3 separate regions of the Homo sapiens genome follow, and regions 1 and 3 are each linked to region 2. Evidence: chromatin loops called from intact Hi-C (ENCODE). Cell type or tissue: Panc1. All regions are shown on one strand.

The links. A loop is a pair of places that touch in the nucleus more often than their neighbours do. Peaks named below come from ENCODE experiments on the same cell type or tissue, not always from the same donor. Only the 100,000 strongest peaks of a DNase experiment are listed, where the experiment ranks them.
Region 1: a loop joins it to region 2, with 11 times the contacts of the local background. A loop is called at or near these places in 50 of 110 quality-filtered maps.
Region 3: it touches region 2 in a loop (4-fold over the local background); 26 of 110 quality-filtered maps call a loop at or near these places.

Annotation. Positions count from the first base shown.
Region 1 is chr20:31,849,160-31,857,159 of GRCh38, reverse strand. It overlaps a transcript of DUSP15 not described here. Among named protein-coding and RNA genes, the nearest start is that of FOXS1, 7.6 kb to the right of the region's middle. In Panc1, a CTCF peak has its summit at 4,286 (motif pointing left); a DNase peak (open chromatin) is centred at 4,259; H3K27ac peaks cover 1,104 bases.
Region 2 is chr20:32,088,160-32,096,159 of GRCh38, reverse strand. HCK (HCK proto-oncogene, Src family tyrosine kinase) reads right to left here. Exons shown (of 13, transcript NM_002110.5): 10 at 7,516-7,592; 11 at 2,144-2,297. Among named protein-coding and RNA genes, the nearest start is that of TM9SF4, 18 kb to the left of the region's middle. RefSeq lists an enhancer at 4,342-5,137. In Panc1, a CTCF peak has its summit at 4,100 (motif pointing right); a DNase peak (open chromatin) is centred at 4,089; H3K27me3 peaks cover 312 bases.
Region 3 is chr20:32,032,033-32,040,032 of GRCh38, reverse strand. It overlaps CCM2L (CCM2 like scaffold protein), which reads right to left. Exons shown (of 10, transcript NM_001365692.1): 10 at 7,853-8,000. Among named protein-coding and RNA genes, the nearest start is that of HCK, 16 kb to the left of the region's middle. RefSeq lists enhancers at 1,866-1,935, 4,701-4,880. In Panc1, a CTCF peak has its summit at 4,785 (motif pointing left); no DNase peak of the experiment used is centred here; H3K4me3 peaks cover 295 bases; H3K27ac peaks cover 1,631 bases.

The DNA of each region.
Region 1 (8,000 bases), 240 kb after region 2:
CTCCTTCTGTGGCCTCCCCCTCCTTCCACAGTGGGAAGCACCTGGAGAGTCTCCTTACACCAACTCCCTCCCTCTCAGCCTCCCAGCCCCCCATGACCAGTCCGGCTTCTGTCCCTCTTGATAATGCCTCTAGTTGCCAAATCTAAGCATATGTCACTGTCTTCATCTTCTTTGGCTCCTGGATGGTGTTGGGTTGGTCTGCATCTTGTAGGCCCTCCCTCCTCCTTGAAACACTCCCATCTGGCTTCCAGAATCTCTGCTGCCTGCCCTGCAACCCCTCCCAGGCCTTTGTTTCTCAACCTCCATCCTGTCCCCTCCTCTACTGGGGCTCCCAGCACTCACTTCTGAACCTACTTCCTCATGTCCCACTGTCCCCTTCCGTGGCCTCAGCATGGTGGCTGTGGGTCTTCCTCTGAACCCCAAGCCTGCTCATCAAGCTGCCTGCTGGCTACTGTCTCCTGGATGGCCCCCGAGCACCTCAAACTCAACACACCCCAAACATCACACTCATCAGCTCTGCCCCACAAACTTCTGCCACCTGGGTATCTGAACCCTGGCCACTCCCCACCTTCCAGCTTCATTCTACTCCATTACCAAGGCCTGCTGGCTCTCCCTGCAGAATGTCTCTTCGGTCCCTCTGCTGAAACCCATTTCTGTCAGCTCTCACAGGACAACTGCAGTGACCTCCCTGGGCTTCCTGCTTCCCCCATCCCTCAGCAATCCCCGCAGTCCTTAAGAGGGATCTTTCTAAATGCAAATCTAGCCTCGACCCTCCCCTATCAGAATCATTCCATAGCTCCCCATTGCCATTGTGAAGGAGTCTCAATTCCTCACTCACTATACCCTCAAAGCCATCCATGAACTGCCCCTCCCTGGCCTCATCTGTCTCCACTCCCTCCCCTCCCCAACTGTAGCTCCTTTCATTTCTAAATGTTTCATGTCTTTATCACCGTTAAACCTTTGCACATGCGATTCCCTTTGCCTGCAATGCCTTCTGCTCTTCACTTTTACCTGGTCAGCTCCCACCATCCTCAGCTTAACCATCTCTTGCTCAAGAGAGCCTTCCCTGGGAGGTGAGGAATAAAAGACTACAAATTGGGTTCAGTGTATACTGTTTGGGTGATGGGTGCACCAAAACCTCACAAATCACCACTAAAGAACTTACTCATGTAACCAAATACCACCTGTTCCCCAAAACCTATGGAAATAAAAATTTTTTTTTAAAAAAGAGAGAGCCTCCCCCGATGCATTCATTTATTTAATGCATTTATTAAGCTCCAACTCAGTGCTTCTTCCAAGTCATCACTGACTCCAAAGGTGAAGGCTCATTGAACAACTTTCCCTGTGAATTTTAAGTGTCTGGTGTGAGTTTGTCTTCTCCAGCAGACCATGAGCCGCTTGAGGGTGGTGTCATCAAGCACTGTGCCTGGCACATAGTAGGTGCTCAATAAGTGTTGAATGGGTGGTTGCATGGCCTGTCCCTTAAGACGTATGCATATACGTGAACAACAGCATTGTTGTTCAGAGGCAAGAGATTCTGGGGGCTGGCCTCCCCATCCTTTTGGCTGCTCTGACCCATCCCTCAATCCACCACTGTCACACACATGTGACTCCTTGGCTTCAAACCCTTCTGGTGCCCAAAGCTCATGGAATAAAGCTTGGCCTTCAAGGACATTCATGATCTAGCTTCAGCTTATCTCTTCCTCCTTAATTTCTCTTGCTCTTTCCCCCACCACACACAGTCGACCCTCATTATTCATAGATCCTGTCGTTGCAAATTATCCTATTTGCTATGATTTATTTGTAATCCCCAAAGCAACACTTGTATCAGTTTCATGGCCATTCATGGATGTGCGCAGAATGGCAAAAAAGGTAAGTTGCCCCCCAACCACCCAGGAACATTCGAAGCTCAGGTCAAACAAGGCAATTCTCTGCCTTCTTATTTCAGCTCTCATATGTAAACACGTGTCCTTTTTACAGTCTGTTTAGTGCCACATTTTTTATGTTTTTGTGCTTTTTTGTTGGTGATTGAAAATGGCCCCCAAGCATAAAGCTGAAGTGTGGTCTAGTGTTCCTGAGTGCAAGAAAGCTGTCATATGCCTTCTGGGGAAAATACAAGTTAGATAAGCTTCGTTCAGGCATGAGGTTTAGAGCTGTTGGTTGCGAGTTCAGTGTTAATAAATCAACATCATATTAAATAAAGTTCCTCAAACAGAAACACACAGAAAACAAGGTTATGTGTTGGTTGGTTGATGAAAATGGTATGACCAGAAGCTGGCAGGGACCTAGCCCTGTATTTCCCCTAGGAGCAATGGTTCCTTAGTCCCTAATTTAGTGTTTATGGGAACTTTATAGAACATAACTAAACTCCCTCAAATAACGAGAGTTGACTGTACCCTCAGACACACACACCCAGCAAGGGCAACACCAGGCTGCTCACTGACCCCTGAGTGCACCACGCCCTTCTATACCTCCAGGACTTTGCTCAAGCTCTTCCCTCTTCCAAAAATGTCACTCCATCTCTCAACTTCCTACTGACCCTTCAAGGCCCAGCTCAGTGCATTCAACAAATACATACTGGGGGTGTCCTGTGTGCCAGGGACCATTCTAGTCGCTTGGAGACCACAGCCATGAACAAAACCAATACACCTCTAGTCATGGTGATAGCACCCTCTGCCCTGTGCCCACGTCATCTTCATGTTATTCTTAATACAATAAGTGTCACAATAAATTACCACTGTGTGCCAGGCACTTATCTAAGCATTTTACATGCACCAGCTCATCTTATACCCACCCCAACCTCACGAGGTTAGGTGGTATTGACACCTACAGACATTTGCAGACAATAAAATCAAGCCTCAAAAAGTCTCACTCCTGGCACCCACAAGGAACTGTGGCTTTTCTGTTTTGGTGTCCATGTTTCCAACAAGACCTGGAGTCTCTGAGAACAATGATTGAGTGCAATTCATCAGTTAAATCCCCCTCAGTGCATGATTGAGTGCAATTCATCAGTTAAATCCCCCTCAGTGCTGAACGAGAGAAATGTAGCAATACATCTCCTGATGGCCTCCTCTTTGACCACACTGGCCTTGCCTGAATTATCCATCTCTTTTTCACTGCAGGCCCTTTGCCTTTGCTGTTCCTTTTACTGGAACACCTTTCCCCAGCTGTTCATCAGGCTCCATCCAGGTTTTAGCACAAATGTTACCTCCTGAAAGAGGCCTTTTCTGACCACACTCTTTAAAGTAGCCTCCCAGGCTGGGCACGGTAACTCACACCTGTAATCCCAGTGCTTTGGGAGGCCGAGGTGGGAGGATCACTTGAGCCCAAGAGTTCGAGACCAACCACCTGGGCAACATAGTGACACCCCCATCTCTACAAAAAATATTTTACTATTAGCCAGACATGGTGGGGTGCGCCTGTAGTCCCAGCTACTTGGATGAGGTGGGAGGATCACTCGAACCCAGGAGGTCGAGGTTGCAGTGAGCCCTGATCACCAGGCTGGAGTGAAGTGGTGTGATCACGGCTTACTGCAGCCTCGACCTCCTGGGCTCATGTGATCCTCCTGCCTCACTCTCCCAAGTAGCTAGGACTACAGGCATGTACTACCACACCTGGCTAATTTTTATTTTTTATTTTTTTTAGTAGAGACAGGGTCTCACTCCTTTTACATTTTAAGAAATGTTCTCTGACCCTAAAAGATTTTCTCCTACATTATTGTCCATTAATTTTTTATCATTTTTTCTCTTACCTGTGGTTTTTAAAATCATCTGGAGTCCACTTTGTGTATGACAATAGGTAGGGATTTCATTCTATGGCTCGGCAGATAGCAAACCACTGCCATGATTTTATATCCCATCACTCTATTTATTTTTTCTTTTATTTATCACAAACCATAATTTGGAATATAGTTATTTCTGTTTAACTGATTACAGCTGTCTTCTCCCATTAGGCTTGAGAGCAGGAACCATGTCTATCTTATTCCTCATTCAATCCCCAGCCCTAGCTGGGGTCCTAGTAGGAGCTCAAATAATATGTGTTGTGGGGAGGGAGGGAGGGAAAGGAAAGGGAAAAGGAGGGAGAGAGAGGGCAAGGGGCAGGGCAGATTCTCATCCCTCTGCACGGCCCAGTGCCCTAGCTATTCCTCCCCAAATGCCCCCCCAAGGCCCCCATCCCCAATCCTCCAGGCCTGGATGGTGCACAAGGGCAAGCATTTGGAGGGCACCAACAAAGAGGCCCCTCCACCTGGAAGAAACGATTCCACTCTGCCTTCAACAAGAGCGCCACCTTCTGGGCTGCAAGAGTGAGTGCAGCCAGCTGGACGCCTCCAAGTTCTTTTTTTTCTTTTGAGACGGAGTTTCGCTCTTGTCACCCAGGCTGGAGTGCAATGGCGAGATCTCGGCTCACTGCAACCTCCGCCACCCAGGTTCAAGCGATTCTCCTGCCTCAGCCTCCCAAGTAGCTGGGATTACAGGCGCCTGCCACCAAGCCCAGCTAATTATTTTATATTTTTAGTAGAGACAGGGTTTCACCATGTTGGCCAGGGGTCTCAAACTCCTGACCTCAGGTGATGCACCCACCTTGGCCTCCCAAAGTGCTGGGATTACAGGCATGAGCCACCATGCCCGGCCAACATCTCCAACTTCTACAAGACCACATTGTGTCTGCCGCTGTGGCCCAGGTACCATCCTGCCCCTGGAGGTAATGGCCAACGATGGCTGTCTGGCAACAAGGATCTCTTTGCTCATCTATAAAGTGGGTGGTGGACTCATTGAGCTTAAACTCATGTGCTGGTCAATTTAGGACGCCTAGACCACACAGTTTATCTCCCCACTAGAAAAGGAGGAAACTGGCTGGATGCAGTGGCTCACAACTGTAATCCCAGCAGTTTGGGAGTCGGAGACAGGTGGATCACCTGAGATCAAGAGTTTGAGGCCAGCTTGGCCAACATAGTGAAACTCCATCTCTACTAAAAATACAAAAAATTAGCCAGGAGTGGTGGCGGGTGCCTGTAATCCCTGCTACTCAAGAGGCTGAGGCGGGAGAATCACTTGAACCCAGGAGGTGGAGGTTGCAGTGAGCCGAGATCGCACCATTGCACTCCAGCCTGGGCAACAAGAGCAAAACTCCATCTCAAAAAAAAAAAAAAAAGAAAGAAAGAAAAGGAGGAAACTGAGGCCAAGAAACAGGTGGACCTTGCCTGAGGCCATACAATGAGCTGGGGTACTCATCTGGGATCGTCTAAATTGAGGGGGTTCCTCCTGGGGCCCAGGGAATAGCAGGCTGTCTCTTGCTTGATGCAGTTACCAGGGCCTGGGCGCCCCCTGAAGAGGTAGGCATGCCCTTTAGTCCGAAGGAAGCTCCTGGGAAGTGGCTGAGCCTGCCTGCAGGTCAGACCTGCTGAGTGTGTTCTTCCAGCCCCTGCAGCCTTGCCAGCTCAGTCACCTCTCAGCAAGTCACCCACTGGCCCCACCCTCTCTGGCTATGACCTCCAGCACCATCATTTACCTCATCCCTCCAGAGCACCAGCTCCAGCCCTGTCCCCATGCTCCCACCCGCTCCACCTTTTTCTACCTCTCCTGCAGCCCTCCCTCCATCTGCAGCACCACCAGGCCATTCCCTTCACCTCCACCATCTTCAGTTTCATTGCCCTGTCTGCAGCCACCCCATCTTCTCCACATTCATTCCTTTGTCCTCCTTGGGTCCATCACTCCACCCCCATGCACCCCATCGGGTCCAGCTCCATCACCTCCGGCTCCCTCACTGTTCCCATCAGCTCTGTCTCCCTCATTCTGTCTGTATCACCCCTATTATCTCCACCCCATCACCTTTCCGCCATCGTCGACAGCTCATTGCTCTGTGCTCATCACCCCCACCCCCGCATCAGCATCTGGCTCTGTCCCGCATACCTTTCATCTCCAGCTCCCTCACCTCCGCATTTACCCCCAGCACTTCTCTCCCTATCACAGTGACCCATCTCTGGCCCTAATACCTACAACATCTTCATCAACTTTCTCTTTACCTCCATGGGGGCGGGGGAGTTTGAGCTCTGAAACTTCAAAGTTCTTTTCTCAAAAGCCCAGTGCCATAATATTGACTTCTAATACATTGGACAGCCAGCCCTTTTACTCAGAAACACTGTCAACCCCAGCTGGCCTTCAGTCCGCCCAGACCTCTCTGCACTGGTGGGAACAGTCTGGGAATTCCTGAGGAGTCACAGGCCTCCTCTCCCACCCTCACAGCCTCTTCTCCCAATGCTCAGGATGGCTCCGGATTTGCCACAGAGGATGAGGACAAGGAGTGGCCCCACAGGCTGGCCCAGCAGGGTTCCTTACTACCACCCATCCTCCTCCAGGCCCTTTGGTTGACCACAGTAAGGACTGGGTCTCCTCACCCAGCCCTGCCTCCTCCCTGGCCTCCTCCTTATCTATGGGTCTGGGGTCAGGGTGAGATGGTGCCTGACTGCTTCCTCTCCTTCACCAGGGTGCCAGACATAGGACCTCAAAAACCTCTGGTGCCCAATGCCCTCCGATGACTTCAGCAACCTGGTAAGGAATCGAAATCCCCTCCCCTCCGACCAGTGTGCTGAACTGGGGACGGCCGCGGGGTGGGGCCAGCCCACCTCTCTCTCCCACCCAAAGCACCCAGCCCAGGCTCCCAATAATAGCCACAACAGTCAACATTTCCTGAGGGCTTAGTTTATGCCAGGCACCCTTCCAAGCTCCCCACAGCCCCCAGATGCTGCTATTATTCCCATTTTACATATGCCCAAACCAGGACACAGAGGTTAAGAACCTTGCCTGAGGTCACACAGCTGGTAACCCTGGGAAAGCTCCTAAGTGGCAGTGATAGACTAGAATCCGAGGGCCTGGCTGCAGAGCCCACAACCCTAACCACTGAGCAGGATTGCTGGTTTCTCATGAGACGCTGCTAGGTTGTTGTTATTGTCGCTGTTATGGTTATTTCTACCTGCATCAAAATCTTTGCTGGGAGGAAGCTCCTAGAATCCCAGAAGATTTGCTGGGAGGGTCATGCCCTCACTGTACAGATGGCCCCAGCTTTTAACCGCAGAGCTCGACTATCAGTTCGTTTATACTGGAAGCTATTGTTTACTACTATTATTACTAGAATTCTTATCATCACTGATAGGGAGAGAGCACCCAAAATTTCCGAGGTAGAGGCTGGGACGACCTCTGGGTCCGGCAGAGTTTGAAGGGGAGGGTAAGAAGGCGAGGGGAGCTAGCGCCGCCCACGTCCAGCCCGTGCACCCTCTCTCGCCCCACAGCCTGCTGGCTGCACGTGTGGCTCTTCTCTCCGCAGCGCTGGTGCGCGAAGCCACCGGGCGCACAGCCCAGCGCTGTCGTCTGAGTCCGCGGGCGGCCGCCGAGCGCCTGCTGGGGCCGCCACCTCACGTTGCAGCAGGTTCGCTTCCCCGACCCATTGCCCAGCGCCCACGTGTTGCAGGGCCTGCCGCCTCACCTGGAGCGCGGTGTGCAGCTCTGGGTGGCTCCGGAGGGCGTGTTCACCAAGCGCCTGTGCCAGGGCCTGTACTGGCGCAGCCCAACAAGGTGGAGCGCAGGCGCACCTGCCACCTGCTGAACACACGCGGCTTCCTCCAGGCGGTAGGACGGCTGGAGGAGTGGAACAGAGTGGCGTGGGAACGGGGGCATAAGGACGCGGTGGGCAAAGGAACATGAACAGAGGAGAGTGGGCACATTAAATGCAGGCCCAGGGGGATGGGCCTAAGGGTGCTGGGCATGAAGTGGACATTGACACAAAGAATATGGCACAAAAGCACCAGGGATGGGAAAGAATACAGGCACCAGGAGGGCTGGGGGCACATATACGGATACAGGCGTATATGGGGTGCTGGCATGGAGAAGGCTTGAGGCGTTGGGTGTGCAGCATAAGAATAGGGCTTCGGTACATGTGTTGGCTTAGGGCATAAGGTGGATGTGAGGTGCACCAAGCACGAGATAGGTATAGGTGAGTGGCAGTGG
Region 2 (8,000 bases):
CCAGCACTTCGGGAGGCCCAGGTGGGTGAATCACTTGAGGTCATCAGTTCGAGACCAGCCTGGCCAACATGGTGAAACCCTGTCTCTACTAAAAATACAAAAACTAGCTGGGCATGATGGCACATGCTTGTAATCCCAGCTGCTTGGGAGGCTGAGGCAGGACAATCACTTAAACCCAGGAGGTGGAGTTTGCAGTGAGCTGAGATGGCGCCAATGCACTCCAGCCTGGGCAGCAGAGCGAGACTCCGTCTCAAAATAAATAAATAAATAAATAAATAAATAAATAAATAAATAAATAAATATTAGGCTAACAGAAACTAAAGGTGACTGCAATTCTGACCTCTAGTGCTATAAATAAATTTTGCCTGTTTCTTTCTTTAACAGCTTTATCGAGATAGAATTCACAGACCATACATTTCACCCATTTAAAGTGTATAATTCCGTGGCTTTCAGAATATTTACAAAGTTGTGGATTTTAGAATACTTTCATCACATTTCCCTGCAAAAAACCCACAGAAGTCACTCCTCATTTCTCCCAACTCCCCACCACCAGCTGTAGGCACCAATAATCTACTTTCTGTCTCTTTAGATTTGTCTGTTCTGGGCCGGGCATGGTGGCTCACACCTGTAATCCCAGCAGTTTGGGAGGCCAAGGCGGGCGGATCACTTGAGGTCAGGAGTTTGAGTTCAGCCTGGCCAACATGGTGAAACCCTGTTATCTACTAAAAATACAAAAATTAGCTGGGTATGGTGGTGTGCGCCTGTAATCCCAGCTACTCAGAAGGCTGAGGCACAAGAATCGCTTGAACCTGGGAGGCAGAGGTTGCAGTGAGCTGAGATTGAGCCACTGCACTCTAGCCTGGGTGACAGCAAGACTCCATCTCAAAGAAAAAAAAAAGATTGCCTCTTCTGGACATTTCATAGAAGGGGAATTATACAACATGTGGTCTTCATGTTGGCTTTCCTTTAACAAAATGTTTTTAAGGGTCATCTGTGTTCTAGCCTGGCGTAGTACTTCATTCCATTTTATGGCCAAATAATATTCCATTGTATGGATATATCACATTTTGTTCGTCTGTTCATCAATTGATGGACATTAAAGAGTGTTGTTTCCATTTTTTGGCTATTAGGAAGAATGCTGCCATGAATGTCCAATTACATGTTTTGTCTCTTTTAGAATTTCACAAAAACGAAACCAAGTGGCATCTACTCTTTTTTTTTGGTCTAATTTCTTTCATTTTGATATTATACCTGTGAGAGTTACCCATTTTGGTGCATTTAGCATTGGCTTGTGCCTCTTTCTTTCTTTTCTTTCTTTCTTTCTTTCTTTCTTTCTTTCTTTCTTTCTTTCTTTCTTTCTTTCTTTCTTTCTCTTTCTCTCTCTTTCTTTCTTTCCTTCTTTCTTTCTTTCTTTCTTTCTTTCTTTCTTTCTTTCTTTCTTTCTTTCTTTCTTTTCTTTTCTTTTCTTTTCTTTTGACAAGATCTTGCTCTGTCCACCAGGCTGGGTGCAGTGGCATGATCATGGCTTACTGCAGCTTCAGCTTCCTAGACTCAAGTGATCCTCTCACCCTAACCTCCTGAGTAGCCACAACTACAGGCATACAGGCATGTGCCACCATGCCTGGCTAATTTCTTAAATTTTTGTAGAGACTAGGTCTTCCTGTGTTGCCCAGGCTGGTCTTGAGCTTCTGGGCTCAAGCAGTCCTCCAGTCTTGGCCTCCTAAAGTGCTGGGATTACAGGCGTGAGCCACTGAGCCTGGCCAGTTTGTGCTTTTTCATCACTGCGTGGTATTATATTGTGTGAATATACCACAATCCATCCTCCTGCTATGGACATTTGGATACCCTCCCCATTTTTGTCTGTTATGCACAAAGCTGCTCTTACCCTTAATTTCGACATATATTTGCCCACTCCCTCTAAAATCTATCAGTACTTCTCAATCTGATCTAAAATCTCCTCAAAATCTCTGAGTGAGACTCTGAAGTTCAGGACATTATCCAGAAGGATCCACCAAGCTCAAGAATGCACAGCTAGTACTGGGGCAGTCCCTTGCATTTTACCAATCGCTCTCACAAGTATCAACTCTCAACACTCACAAGCATCCAAATGGGCAACGTGGGGCTGCTTGGCAGCGTTCCCTACCTTCCCGAGCCGTGTACTCGTTGTCCTCAATGACCCGGGCCAGGCCAAAGTCAGCAATCTTACACACCAGGGATGCAGAGACCAAGATGTTGGCAGCTCGGAGGTCTCGGTGGATGTAGTTCCTCTGCTCGATGAAGGCCATGCCTTCTGCAATCTGCACCCCAAACAGAGACACCTTTGTCCTCAGACCTGGCCTACGCCAAGATGGCCCCACCCAAAAGCAGCAGAGAGGTGTTCAAGTGAAGAAAATGCGAAATGTCTGCACCAGCCCTCCCTTTTGTGTCGGGAGGGCCCCAGGGCTCAGGGTGGCATTCCTCCATCAACCCATTCAGGTTAGGGGGATCCCTAAGGAGGCCTGGGCCAGTTTGGGGGATTCTCTAGAATTCCAAGACTTCCAGAGAGCACTTTGAAATGTTCTCAGGGAAAAAGCAATGGGACTATTTCTCCAGGACCTATTCTTCCAGGAACACACATACACACACACGTGCACATGCACACACACACACACACACACACACACACACACGAACCCTAGGATACTATGAAGAGCTTTCACCTTCAACTCTCTTTCTGGGGACAACCCAGGTTCATGTCATATTCTGCTATACCTCTCATATCTTCCTCATGCCCCAGCCTGGGTAGGGAAAATTCACTTATTTACTCAACAGAAATCCACTGAGTGTCTTGTGGGTGCCAGACATGTTGCTTGAACAGGTGATGAGCCCGGCAAAGCCCCTGCAGGTGGTAAGTACCATAAAGAAAAGATAAAACAGGCCGGGCATGGTGGCTTACACTTGTAATCCCAGCACTTTGGGAGGCCGAGGTGGGCGGATCACTTGAGGCCAGGAGTTCGAGACCAGCCTGGCCAACATGGCGAAACCCCGTCTCTACTAAAAATACAAAAAGAAGATGAGCATGGTGGTGCACGCCTGTAATCCCATCTGCTCAGGAGGTTGAGGCACGAGAATTGCTTGGACCCAGGAGGCAGAGGCTGCAGTGAGCCGAGATCGTGCCACTGTCCTCCAGCCTGGGCGACAGAGCAAGACTCTGTCTCAAAAAGAAAAAAAAGATAAAACAAAGTAACAAAATATGACCTGTAGAGAGCTTTTTTGGATTGGGCGTTCAGGGAAACCTGCTTTGAGGGGGTGAGATTTTAGCAAAGATCTGAATGATGATAATAATAAGTGTGTCGCATAAGAATATTCTAGGCAGAGAGAACATGAGATGCAAAGGCGTGGAGGTAGGTAAGAGCTTGGGTGTTCATGGAACAGCACAGAGGTCAGTGTGGCCAGCAGAAGATGCCACAGAGAGAGTGGGGAGAGTTGAAGTTGAGAGGGAGGCCGCCAATCATGAACTGCCTTGTAGGTCAGGAGAGGAGGGTGGATTTTATTCTGAGCGTGTTGGGGAGATATTAGAGGCCTTCGAGCAGGAGCGTGACATGTTCTGATGTACATTTAAAGATCACCATGGCTGCTGAGTGACTAACAGACTGCGTGGAGGATTCTTATTCACACCAGGAGCCCTAGAAGCCTCTGATGAAAACACAGGGATTATATCTTGCAGACATTTTTACTTACAAGGGTTTGGACAAAAGCGGTTGAAGATGAACCCTCAGATGCCCAGAAAGCAGCACTTTTGGTTTACAAACTGGGCTTGAGCTCTTTGAGGCAGGAATGATCATAATCTCTGTTTTACAGACATGGAACCACTTGTTCCAGATCACACCACCAGGAAAATTCTGAATGTCAGGCTCAAACCAGTCTGAGGACTCCCAATCCAGTGCATCCTGCTGCCTCTAAATAACCCAGCACTCCAGTGCTCCGGCAGACTGCAGCTGGGTGCAGTCTGATGAAATTATTCTGGAAGTGAGGGCGTCTGACTAGACAGAACAATCAAAGCACCACCGGCCGGCTTCTCAAGGTCTGAGGCAAGTGGGTGGCGCACTTGCAAGGGGTGGACAGCAGGGGGCACCCGAGGCAGTTAGAATGGAGACCCATGCTTTGCTTTTTTCTTTTCTTTCTTCTTTTTTTTTTTCTTTTGAGACAGGGCCTTGCTCTGTCACGGAGTACAGTGGTGGGATCACAGCTTACTGCAACCTGTGCCTCCTGGGCTCAAGCAGTCTTCCCACCTCAGCTTCCCAAGCAGCTGGTACTATAGGTGCATGCCACTATGCCAGATTAAATTTAAAAAGAATTTTTTTTTTTTTTAATAGAGAAGAGGTCCCACTATGTGGCCCAGGCTGGGCTTAAAGGATCCTCCTGCTTCAGCTTCCCAAAGTGCTGGGATTACAGGCCTGAGCTGTCATGCCCAAGGGAGACCCAGAGACCCAAATTTTTCAGTAAAAACTTGGAAGAGACTCTGATTTTGTTTAGAATAGTGGGGGGTGGGGACGAAATGGGGATGAGGTTGCCAGGGTGGAGTGAGACAGCATCTTGGCCCTGGGAGTGTGGGAAATTTATGAGTCCTTAGATGAACAGTTAACAAAAGTTATGATGCTAATGGAAGGCATCATAGCTTATTTATAAGATGATACTTAAACACTTATGTGACATTTACCATGTGCTTTGGAGGAGGCACTTTTGTTATCAGCCCCATTTCCACAGATAAGAAAACTGAAGCCCAGAGAAATAGGTAAGTGGCCCCAGCTTACACAGCTTGCAAGTTGCGGAGCCAGGGCTGGAGCTCCAAAAGCGCTGCTTGGGGTCCACGCACTTACCTGTTACTTGGCCCAGCTTTTTTGCCTTGCTTTTCTTCTGGAGCAAGGACTAATGCTGGTAGTTACCACTGTTTGATGCTCACTGGCAGATGCTCATATGCTACTGATTTTCACAGGAGCTCGATGGGGCAGGGATGACACCCCACTTAGGAGACAGCAGAGGGTAATAGCTAAATGGCTCTGGAGCTGGACCAACTCAGCTTGAGCGCTGCAGCTCTGTGATGTCAAGCAAGTTGTGTCATCTCTCTGTACCTCACTTTTCTTCTCTGTAATAGCACCTGGTTCCAAGGGGTCATGTGAAGATGAATCCCCTAAGCCTACATCAAGGGCTTAGTAGAGTGTTTGGCACATAGTTAAGTATTTATTTAAAGAGTGGCTCCCAGTGCTCCCAGTGGGGGAAAGTGGCACTCAGAGAGGTTAAGCAACTTGCTTGAGGCTACACAGGCAGAGCTGAGATCAAAACAAAACTCTGTGTGACTCCTAAGCCCAGATGCTAATAGTGTTGCTTCTCCAGGGTCTGCTGACTGAATGAATAACGAGTAGGTTTATTGGGCCCAGGTGTAAGCACTGCGGGTTGATAAAGGCGGTGAGATTTCATGACCCCCAGATAGGGTGCCATGAGGTTGGGCACCCTTGGGTTTGCTTCCAAAGAGTATCAGGGAGTCACAGCATCAGAGCTGGAAGGACCTGTAGAGCTCTTCCAACTGAATCCTATGGATGCCTCAAGGTTATATGGGGGTGGGGGAGACAAAAGAAAGGCCACAGATAAGCCCCCCACCCTGCTTCAGTCAGAGCAGCTCTGTTTTGACCTGTTTGTATATATGCAGCTACTGAATAACATTTCATGTCACCCACAAAGCTGTGACTACAGAAACCCCACATGTGTGGTCCAGTTCTCCACCTGCTGCTCCAAGCTGCCTCTCTGAGTCTGGAGGTGAAGACCAAAGCCCCAGGTGGGCTCCTTTCTGTCCCTGGGCTCTGAATCTACCTCTGCTTCTGGACAGATGAAGGCCCAGAACCTCTTTTCCTCCCTTGGTTTGTTTTCCCCTCTGTGAAACGGGCAGAGTGGCTCTTGCCCTGGTCGGTGACTGCTGCCCAGCAGGGCTTCTGCTAGTTTGAAGATGATAATTTAGCAACAGACCAGTCTATTGTCTCCCAGAGGACCTGGCCCATAGGAGTGAAAACACATTTCCATATGCCTCTGGCATTCCAGGCTCTGAAAGTAGAGTCTTTTGTTACACTTTGTGGTGTCCTCTGGGCCCCTGAATTTGCATACTCAAATGAGCCCTGCCCTTGGCATCTCCAGCAGGCCCAGCTGAGGCCCAGGCAGGGTCTCACTCAACTCCCACTATCCCTGGGCTCCTGCTGAGTAGGCTGAACTCCTTCACCTACTTTTGCACAGGCTGTTTCTTTTGTCTAAAAGACCTTTACCTTTTCTCTTCATCTACTGAACTTCTATTCATCCTTCAGGCTCGGCCTAGAGGCCACTTCCTCCAGGAAGCATTCTCTGATTGCTCCTGGACCAGGCTAAATGCTCTAGCTATGCACTCTAATACCACCCCGTCCTTACACTCTGTTTTCCCAGACATCAGAGAGAGCATGAGAGAGGACAGAAGTGAAAAAACTGCTTAGGCTGGGGGTGAGAGGAGCTGCAAGGGGCGTGGGGAACATGAGAAAGAAAATTAGGTTTTCAGCAGTGTTTTTGCGATTTGTGAACATTATTTACTTTGTTAGATACTGTGCTCTTTTGACTCAGCCAGGACCACTTGGGTCATGGTCTCTAAGAGATTTGGTTATTTAATACTCATCTTCCCACCTGGATTGTGAACTCTATTAGGACAGGAACATTTTCATTTTGTTCACTGCTATATCCCCCATAATTAGCACAGTAACTTGTGCAAGCCACTTAACCACACTGGGGCTCAGTTTCCACATCTGTACTTTACTTCTGCTCTATGCTTCAATTTCCTATTCTGTAAAATGGGATGATAATTACCTACTCTGTGGCCAGACTGTTACATTGAGGGGGTCCCTGGGATTTGTGTCCTTGGTCAGTCCCCTCCCACACTGATTCTGGGCATGGCTATGTGACTTGGCCAATGGGCCATTAGCAAGCCTGATGCAGGCAGAGGCTTAATGAGAGCCTGCTCATGAAGGCTTGGCCCCTGGTCCAGCTCTGTCTTGGAACCCAGCTGCTGCGCCGTGAAGAAGCTCAGGCTGGGTGATTGGGTGGTGAGGGGCTATGTGGAGAGACCCTGGAGGCTGAGCCATGTCTTGGACATTCTAGCCTGGGCAAGTGCCAACATCTGCACCTCACTTTACCATGACGAGCAGAAGAACCACCCAGCTGAACCCAGGCAACCCACAGGATCATGAGAAATAACAATTGCTGTTGTTTCAAGCTACTAGGACTTGGATGGTTTGTTATACCAAAATAGATAACAAAAATCCCAGCCTATAAAGCTTATAGGATGATTAAATGAATGAGTACATGTATAATAAAATATATGCAAAAAACATAGTTTTATACTGAGCTCTCAATACATTTTACCCATTATTATTACTGCTATCATCATAGTATGTGGTCAGTAAATATTTGGCAAGTAAAAAAATCGAATTCCTGTTTCCCTTCCCCGTTTCCTCGTTAGGCTCTCACCTGGGCTGAGAAGTCAATGAGTTTTGGCAATGGCTGCTTGCTGCCCTCATCACTTTTCAGAAAGTCCAGCAAGCTTCCTATATGGGGGAGAGGGGAGGAACATTTACTACTTTTACTATTTAATGGCAAAAACCACAATTACTTTTGCACCAATCTAGTACTTTAGTGTGTGGTGAAGATTTTTCATAGTAGTAGATTTAAATACGAATATTTGTTTGCAATTCCTAGTGTTTGAGAAAGAGAATTGAGTTTTAGTGAAGTGACTTTTTGATTGCTAGATGGATTCTGTGACTGAGACAGCCCCTGAGCCTGGATGGCTGGGATCATGCCTTCACAGGACTGGCATAATTGCATAGTTAAAATGAAAAAGGCTTGAGGTTTCAAATCGCACTAAATGGGATTGCATGAGATGATTCTGTTTATCAAAAAATGGGCAGAGTGGCTAGGCACGAGGCTCACTCCTGTAATTCCAACACTTTAGGAGA
Region 3 (8,000 bases), 56 kb after region 2:
GCCAACAAGAAGCAGAGGTTGTCACTGAAGAGGAAAGGAACATTGGAATTGGTGGTGGGGAAGTGTTTTTCTATGTTTTTTTTTTTCTTTCTTTCTTTTTACTTTAAATTCTGGGATACATTTGCAGAACGTGCAGGTTTGTTGCATAGGTATACATGTGCCGTGGTGGTTTGCTGCACCCATCAACCTGTCATCTAGGTTTTAAGCCCCACATGCATTAGGTATTTGTCCTAATGCTCTCCCTCCCCTTTCCCCCCATCCCCCAACAGGCCCTGGTGTGTGATGTTTCTCTCGCTGTTTTTTTCTTTCTTAACTAGAATGCATTGTTTTTATTTATGGAACTAAAATAATGATAATAAATGAGGGAATTGGAATATATGGTTATCAAGTGTTGCTCCTTCTGAACATTTTATTATGAAAATGTCCAAATACACAGCAAAATTTAAAGACTTTGGCGACAAAATACCTACTCTCACCACTTACATTCTACCATTGACATTTTACTTGCTTTAACCATGTTTGTTCATCTATCTGTCTATCAATTCATCTTTTAAGATGCATTTTAAAGAAATTACCTCAACACACATATTATTAACTGGAGTTCAATTTCAATATTTGTTTACAGTAATTTTCTTTTAATGTAAATTTACAGGCAAAGGGCAAAAGATTACGTGTTCATTTGCTGAGTTTTTACAAATGCATATATATTTATGTAACTTAAACCCCATTAGGAGATACATTTTTATCACTCTAGAAAGTTCCCTCTTGTCCTACTATATATATATATATATACACACACACATTTTTGTTTTTGAGAGCAGGTCTCGCTATGCTGCCCAGGCTGGCCTTGAACTCCTGATTTCAGGTGATCCTCCCACCCCAGCCTCCCAAGTAGCTGGGACTACAGGCCTCTATGGTGTATTTTAATTGCTGACATCCTATGGGTCAACACTAAGCACAGAGCCAGGTATATAGTAAATGCTCAATAATGTTGGTTGAAGTAAGGAATGAGTCTAGGAATGAATGTGCAGGTGGCTTGCTCCCCTAAGGGCAGGACCATGTCTTCTTCTTTTGCAATCACCATGGAATTGATACACATCAAATGCTTAATAAAGGCTTATTGATTGTGCCTGGGCAGGGTGGCTCACACCTGTAATCCTAGCACTTTGGGAGTCTGAGGTGGGAGGATTGCTTGAGCCCAGGAGTTTGAGACCGACCTACACAACAAAGTGAGACCCCATCTGTACAAAAATAATAATAATAATTTAAAAATTAGCCAAGCATGGTGATGCATGCCTATTGTCCCATCTACATGGGTGGCTAAGGCAGGAGGATTGCTTGAGCCCAGGAGGTCGAGGTAACAGTGAGTTGTGTTCACCCCATTGCACTCCAGCCTGGATGACAGCACGAGATGGTCTCAAAAACAAAAACAAAACAACAACAATGACAAAAAAACAAAACAACAACAAACAAAAACAAAAACAAACCTTTGGTGATTGTATTAGTTATATACTGCCGTGTAACAGATTACCCAAAATTTAGCAACTTAAAACTGTGTAATTATACAGAAGAAGCAGGATTGAGATTTAAAAAATTGTAACTATTAAAAAAAATAAAGACAGGGTCTCACTATGTCGCCCAGGCTGGTCGGGAACTCCTGGCCTCAGGCAATCCTCCCACCTTAGCCTCGCAAACTGCTGGGATTACAAGTGTGAGCCACTGCACCTGGCCAACATTTATTATCTCACACAGTTTCTGTAGGTCAGAAATGTGGAACTAACTTAGCTTAGTGGTTTTGGCTTGGGATCTCTTATGAGGCTGCAGTCAACGCCTGATGAGAAGTCATCTGAAGGCTGGACTGGGGCTGGGGGATCTGTTTCCAAGATAGTTCACTCATATGATTGTTGGCAGGAGGCTCTGTGCTTGGTGCTGTGCTGAGCTCCAGGGAATGTAGGAATGAGTCAGAACCAGCCTCCCTTTCCAAGATTCTGTGTGTGTGTGTGTGTGTGCGTGTGTGTGTGTGTGTGCATGTGTGTGTGTGTGTGTAAGCGTGAGTGTTGAGAGTAGGCGTGGGGTTGGAGGGGTCAGACAGATATGGAAACAGATAGTGTCTATAGAGTTCAGTAAATACCACAATACTGGAATAGTGGTTTTTGAAAAAATTGCTCTGCTGTAATTCATATTCATGACATAACATTTAGGACACATCATGCAGAGAAAGTCTCCTTCCCTCTTTATTCTATAGCCACACACTCCTCCAGCTCAGAAGCACAACTATAACTTGTTTTGTGTACCTTCCAGAACTATTCTATACTTAAAAGACATTTCCCGCCTCCTTAAACAAAAATACAGCACTATTCAAAGTGCATTGTTCTGTACTTTGCTTTTTTTTTTTTTTTTCACTTACTCTATCTTGGAAATAATTCTGTATCGGTGCACAGAGCTACCTAGTTCTTATTTATGGCTGCATGGTATTTTATTGCCTGCATGAGCCACAGTTCATTTAACCAGACCCCTATCACTGAACATTTGGTTTATTTCCAAACTCTTGTTATTAGAGACAAAGCTGCAATGACTTTCCTTGCACATTGGTTTCCACTCGTGTGGGTATAAATGCCGGAGAAATTCTTGGCAGTGGAATTGTTGCATCAAAGGGCTCCTGCATCCTGGTAGATATTGCTCAGTAGGGTTTATACCAACTTGCTCTCCCACCAGGAATGTGTGAGAGTGTCTGTTTCCTCACACCTACACCCACATAGTGAGTGATCACACTTTTCCAAACTTTGCCAATCTCTTAATTGAAAAATGGTTGCTCGGTGTTGTGTTAATTTGCATTTATCTTATGAGTGAGGTTGAACATCTTGTCACACGTTTTAGAGTCGTTTGTATTTTCTGTGAACTGTCTGTATAAATAATTTGCCTATTTTTCTATTAGGCTGTTGGTCTTATTTACTTGTAGGTCTTTACACATCAAACGCACTCCCCCTTTGTCTGCATGATAGGCTTTGAAAATATTTTTTTTGAGAACAGTCTGCTTTTAGATATAAATGAGAAGTTGAGAAGTTTCTGCAGATTGCATCATTTTCTGCACGTTGCTGCAGGGCTGCCCAGTGGCTGAGGCATCAGGGATACCGTGTAGGGCTCTTAAAGGTGATGTTAGAAGCCAGGTGGGGGGCCCTGGGGACGGCGGGCAGGGAGTGGGGGGACAAGGAGGTGGATGTTAGCTCTTGCATTGGATAGAAGGGGCTGCCATAGGAGACAGTGAACTCCCCAAGGTAGGAAGTGGGCAGAACAGGCTGGCCTGGCTTTAAGACCCCTCTGCCCCTGCTCTGAAATACCTGAGGATAAGCAACAAGTCAAGTGGGAGGACCCACCAAGAGGGCCATCAATTTCTGGCCATTTAGACCTGATTGGGTCGTTACTGCATCTGGAAGCTCCTAGTAACATTTAATAGTAATATAAACTCCTAGAATGTAAACTCCAAGAGGCCAGGGTTTAAATGCTAAATAAATGGTTGTGGAATGAATGAATGAATGAACGAATGAATTTGGTCAAAGAATGTGAGGGGCTACTATTTCTGAGTGGGGGTGGGGGTAGGCAGAGTTCTCTTTCTCTTCTTTCCTCTTTGAACCTACTCTCTCCTCTTCCTTCCTCTTACCCCAGCTCAGTCAGGTCTTACCATCTCTCATGTGGTCCTGGTTCCAGCCTCCTCCCCACTTCCCTGCTTCCAGACGCTCCTCTGTTTTCCTATTGATCCTCCTCTCCAGCAGCTTGATTCGCTTCAAGAAAATGCAGGTCCCCTGGCTTGTTCCCAGGTGGGGCACCTTTGTTCACGCCTGTAATCTCAGCACTTTGGGAGGCTCAGGCGGGTGGATCCCTTGAGCTCAGGAGTTCAAGACCATCCTGGGCAACATAAAGAGAGCACGTCTCTACAAAAAAAATTTAGAAATAGCCAGGCCTGGTGGCGCACACCTGTAATTCTGCTACTTTGAAGGCTGAGAATGGCTTGAGCCCAGGAGCTGGAGGCTGCAGTGAGCTTTGATTGTTCCACTGCACTCCAGCTGGGTGACAGAGTGAGAACCCGCCTCAAACAACGATAACAAAAACAACAATAACAACAACAAACATTAGATAGCCTCCCATTGCCTATGCTTCCTAGCCTGCCCTTCAAGGGCTTCTAATCTATCCACTTCTCTGGTTTCCTCTCCTGCAACTCCTACCCACCCACCTCGTCCCCCACCTCACACACTCCGTGTTCCTCCAGCTATCACAATGGTCACTAATTGAGCACTTTCTACATATACTTTTACGTGAAATATCTTAAGACTCATGACAATCTATGGGATCTACGAGGGTGAGGCTATTATCAACCCCACTTTACAGATGAGGAAACCAAGACCCAGGGACATTTTAGGGGCTTTCCCAAGGTCACCGAACAAGCAGATGGCAGAGCTCGGATTAAAAACCCTCCGACCCTCTGGCCAGGGAGCCTAAGTGCTGCACGAGTGCTAACCGGTTGCCAGTCCTAGAGCACGCCATGCTCCTTCAAGCTCCCCTGCCTTTGCTTGTGCTGGGTCCCCATCTGGAGGGCTCTCTCTTCTATTGTTCACCCACCAAAAACCTTGTCCTTCAAGCTCTCGCTCATGGCTCACCTCCCCTGTGAAACCTTTTCCAGCTTCCCCAGAAAGAGCTGGTGTCTCACTCTTTGACTTTACAATTGAGAACTTTGTGCTATGATTATCTGGGAACTGTTTTCCCCATCAGTGTGCCCCTCAGTGGGCAGACTGTGCTGTATCTCCCTCTAGTGTCTTGTGCAATGCCTGGCACAGAGCAAGTGCCCTCTAAATGCTTGGCGGCTGAATGACAGTGGCCCCAGGACTCCTGCTCCTGAGCACATAGTTGGGAAGGACTGCTGGGAGCTGCCAGTGGAAGTGGGGAGTGGGTAGGAAGTTTCAGGGCCCCACCTTGGGAGAGGCGTCCATCTACGGCAGCTGGAGACAATTTTACCACTCACGTTTGGGCCAAGACCGTCCCCAGGGGATCCAGCTGGTGGGGAAGTTCCATACTTGCACTACCCCTAGAAGTCCTTGGGAACCAGCTATCCCACCCCTAGGGGGTTTTCCCCTCTTGTGATGTCAGGAACTGAACCAACAAGGGAAGCAATTCCTGGCAGGGTCTCTGGATGCTACAGGAGGAAGTGTGGCCAGAGTCTCCAGACTCAGTGCCTGGGTTGCCCCAGACAGTGCCCTTTGGACCCCAGGAACTAAGGGGTTACATGGCTTTGGTAAGAGGGTAGTTCCGGAGCGGGTGGGGACTTCCTTGGGGTGTGAGGGAAATTACCCCATCCCTGGAGCTGTGGGGTAAGAACTGTCTGTCCCAGTGCCTCTCAGCAGCCCTGTCACTGTGCTGTGGCTAGGATTTTCGGCAGTTTTTGAGCTTTTCTTGGAAAGCCCCAAGGCCTTTAAGAGAGACTCCTATATCTTTGGCCCCTGTCCCTACCCAACCAACTGTTCCCTCTCCGGCTGCCTTGCTCAGGAACTTACTAAGGCTCCCTGTAGCCTCAGGTCGGAATGCCTCAGGCTACGGCCACTACATCCCAAAGTCTCAGAGACAGGACAGTAGAGAGGCTAGGGACATGGGCTCTGGGTTAGCCAGACATGAGTCCAAAGCCCAGCTCACTGTGTGACCTTGGGGTATTCACTTCACCTCTTGAACTCCAGTTCCTTCATCCAGAAAATGAAAATAAATAAAATCGACAACCTCAAAATTAAGGAATTTGCTCAATAGAACAAGTTTGCCCAATGGAAGCCATCACAAATCAGTTGTTCTCAGAGCGGTCCCTGGACCATCAGCATCACCTGGGTACTTGTTAGAAATGCAAATTATTGGCCAGGCACGATGGCTCATGCCTGTAATCCCAGCACTTTGGATGGCCGAGGAGGGCAGATACCTGAGGTCAGGAGTTTGAGACCAGCCTGGCCAACATGGTGAAACCCAATCTCTACTAAAAATACAAAAATTAGACAGGCATGGTGGCGCATGCCTGTAATCCCAGCTACTCAGCAGGCTGAGGCACAGAGGTTGCAGTGAGCTGAGATTGCGTCACTGCACACCAGCCTGGGTGACAGAGCAAGACTCTGTCCCCCCAAAAAAGAAAAAGCAAATTTTCAGGCCCTTCCCCTTCTCTTATGGAGAATCTCTAGGAGTGGGGCTCAGACATCTGTGTTTTAGCAAGCCTTCCAGGACATTCTGATGCCTGCTGAAGTTTGAGTACTGTCACAGATAAACTTGACAGAAGGCAAATATATTAGGTGAATATACCTGGAACATCAACATCCAAAAGGGATTAATATCTAAAATTTATAAACTACTCTTGCAAATCAATGAGAAAAAGACAGGAAGCCCAGTAGGAAATGAACAAAAGATATGAACAAGGAAGTCACAGAAAGGAAAGCTCAAATGGCTGACTAGTATAGAAGGAAGTTATAAATTTCAGGATTAACAGAGAAATGCAAATTAAAACAACTTGCCACCTTACACCCACACTGAATGCAAAGTTACAAAATCAGATGATGAAAAATCTGATGAAGATGTCGGGAAACAGCATCCTTCACTCACCGTTGGTGAAAGCCATTCTGGAAGAAGTTAATGAAATTCAAAACCTGCCCTGTGATCTAGTAATTCCACTCTTGGATTTAGAGCCCAAAGAAATGCTCACATAGGCCCATAAGTTTCATGTACAAAAATGTTCATCAATCACAGTGTTGTTTGTGGTAAGAGGGAGTTGGAAGCAACCTGGGTGTTCATCTCTGGGGAGATGGATAAAGAAAACAGCGGATGCTCAACTCGAAATATTTTGCAGCAGTTGGATGCAACAGTGAGATTTTTCAACAGCACATATGTAGGTATTTAAAACATTATAGGGTGGCTGGGCTTGGTGGTTCATGCCTTTAATCCCAGCACTTTGGGAGGGCGAGGCAGGAGGATCACTTAAGCCCAGGAGTTCTTGCAGTGAGCTGTCACTGCACCATTGCAGTCCAGCCTGGGTGACAGAGCAAAAACCTGTCTCTAAAAATTTTCTTAGTTTTCTTTTTAAATAGAAAAACATTACAGAGTGAGAGAAGGAATAGAGTGAAATTCTTATGTAATATCATTTATACAAACACACACACAAAGCACTGTGTAGTTTAGGTCCAGGGACATATATCAGCACATAGGGTTAGGCGCTCATAGTAAAGAGGGAAAAGGAGTGTGGGGAACATGTGGATCAGGAGAGGGTAAAATAAAACATCAGAAGGGCCCTACATGGACCAGTGATGATGGGATGATCATTTACCACAAACCAAGTATGAATTATGGAACTCTTTGGACCTGGAGTCCTAATAACATTTTTTTGAAAATTGCTAACAGTGCCTATTTTATGGTGTGTACAATGTGTCTGGCCATGGAAGCCTTTGCAAGGTTTTACAAACACATTTTGGATCTCCTATGTGAGTCTCTGGCCTCCTCTCAGGCCTCATCCCTTTTAGCTTTCCAGCCTTTACTCAGGCTGTGCTGAATGCTGTCCTTATCCTGACTTCTCTACCTCTCCAACCTTTCCTTCCCATTTCTTTGACTACCCCAGACTCCCAGATAGCTGCCTGTGGAGTCTTGGCTATTTCTTGTTTGTGACTTGAGCACAGAGCTAGGCTGTAACAAGGCTGCAAGGGAACAAGTACTGTTTCTTCTTCCCAAACAGTGAACTCCCCTGAGGATCTTCTGAATAGCTCACCACCACTTCAGTTGGGGTAGGATGCACCCAGACATCTTTTGCTTATTACAAGGCAAGAAAGGTAAACTGAGTCATAAAATGTTTGATGTGGAAAGGAACAACATTTATTGAGCTCTTATCGGGTGCTAGACCCAGTTCTAAGGTCTTAACCCTCAGTAATCCCTGTGGCCACCCTGTTAGGTGGATGGGGGCTGAGCTCACTGGACAGATGGGGTAACGGGAGGCACAC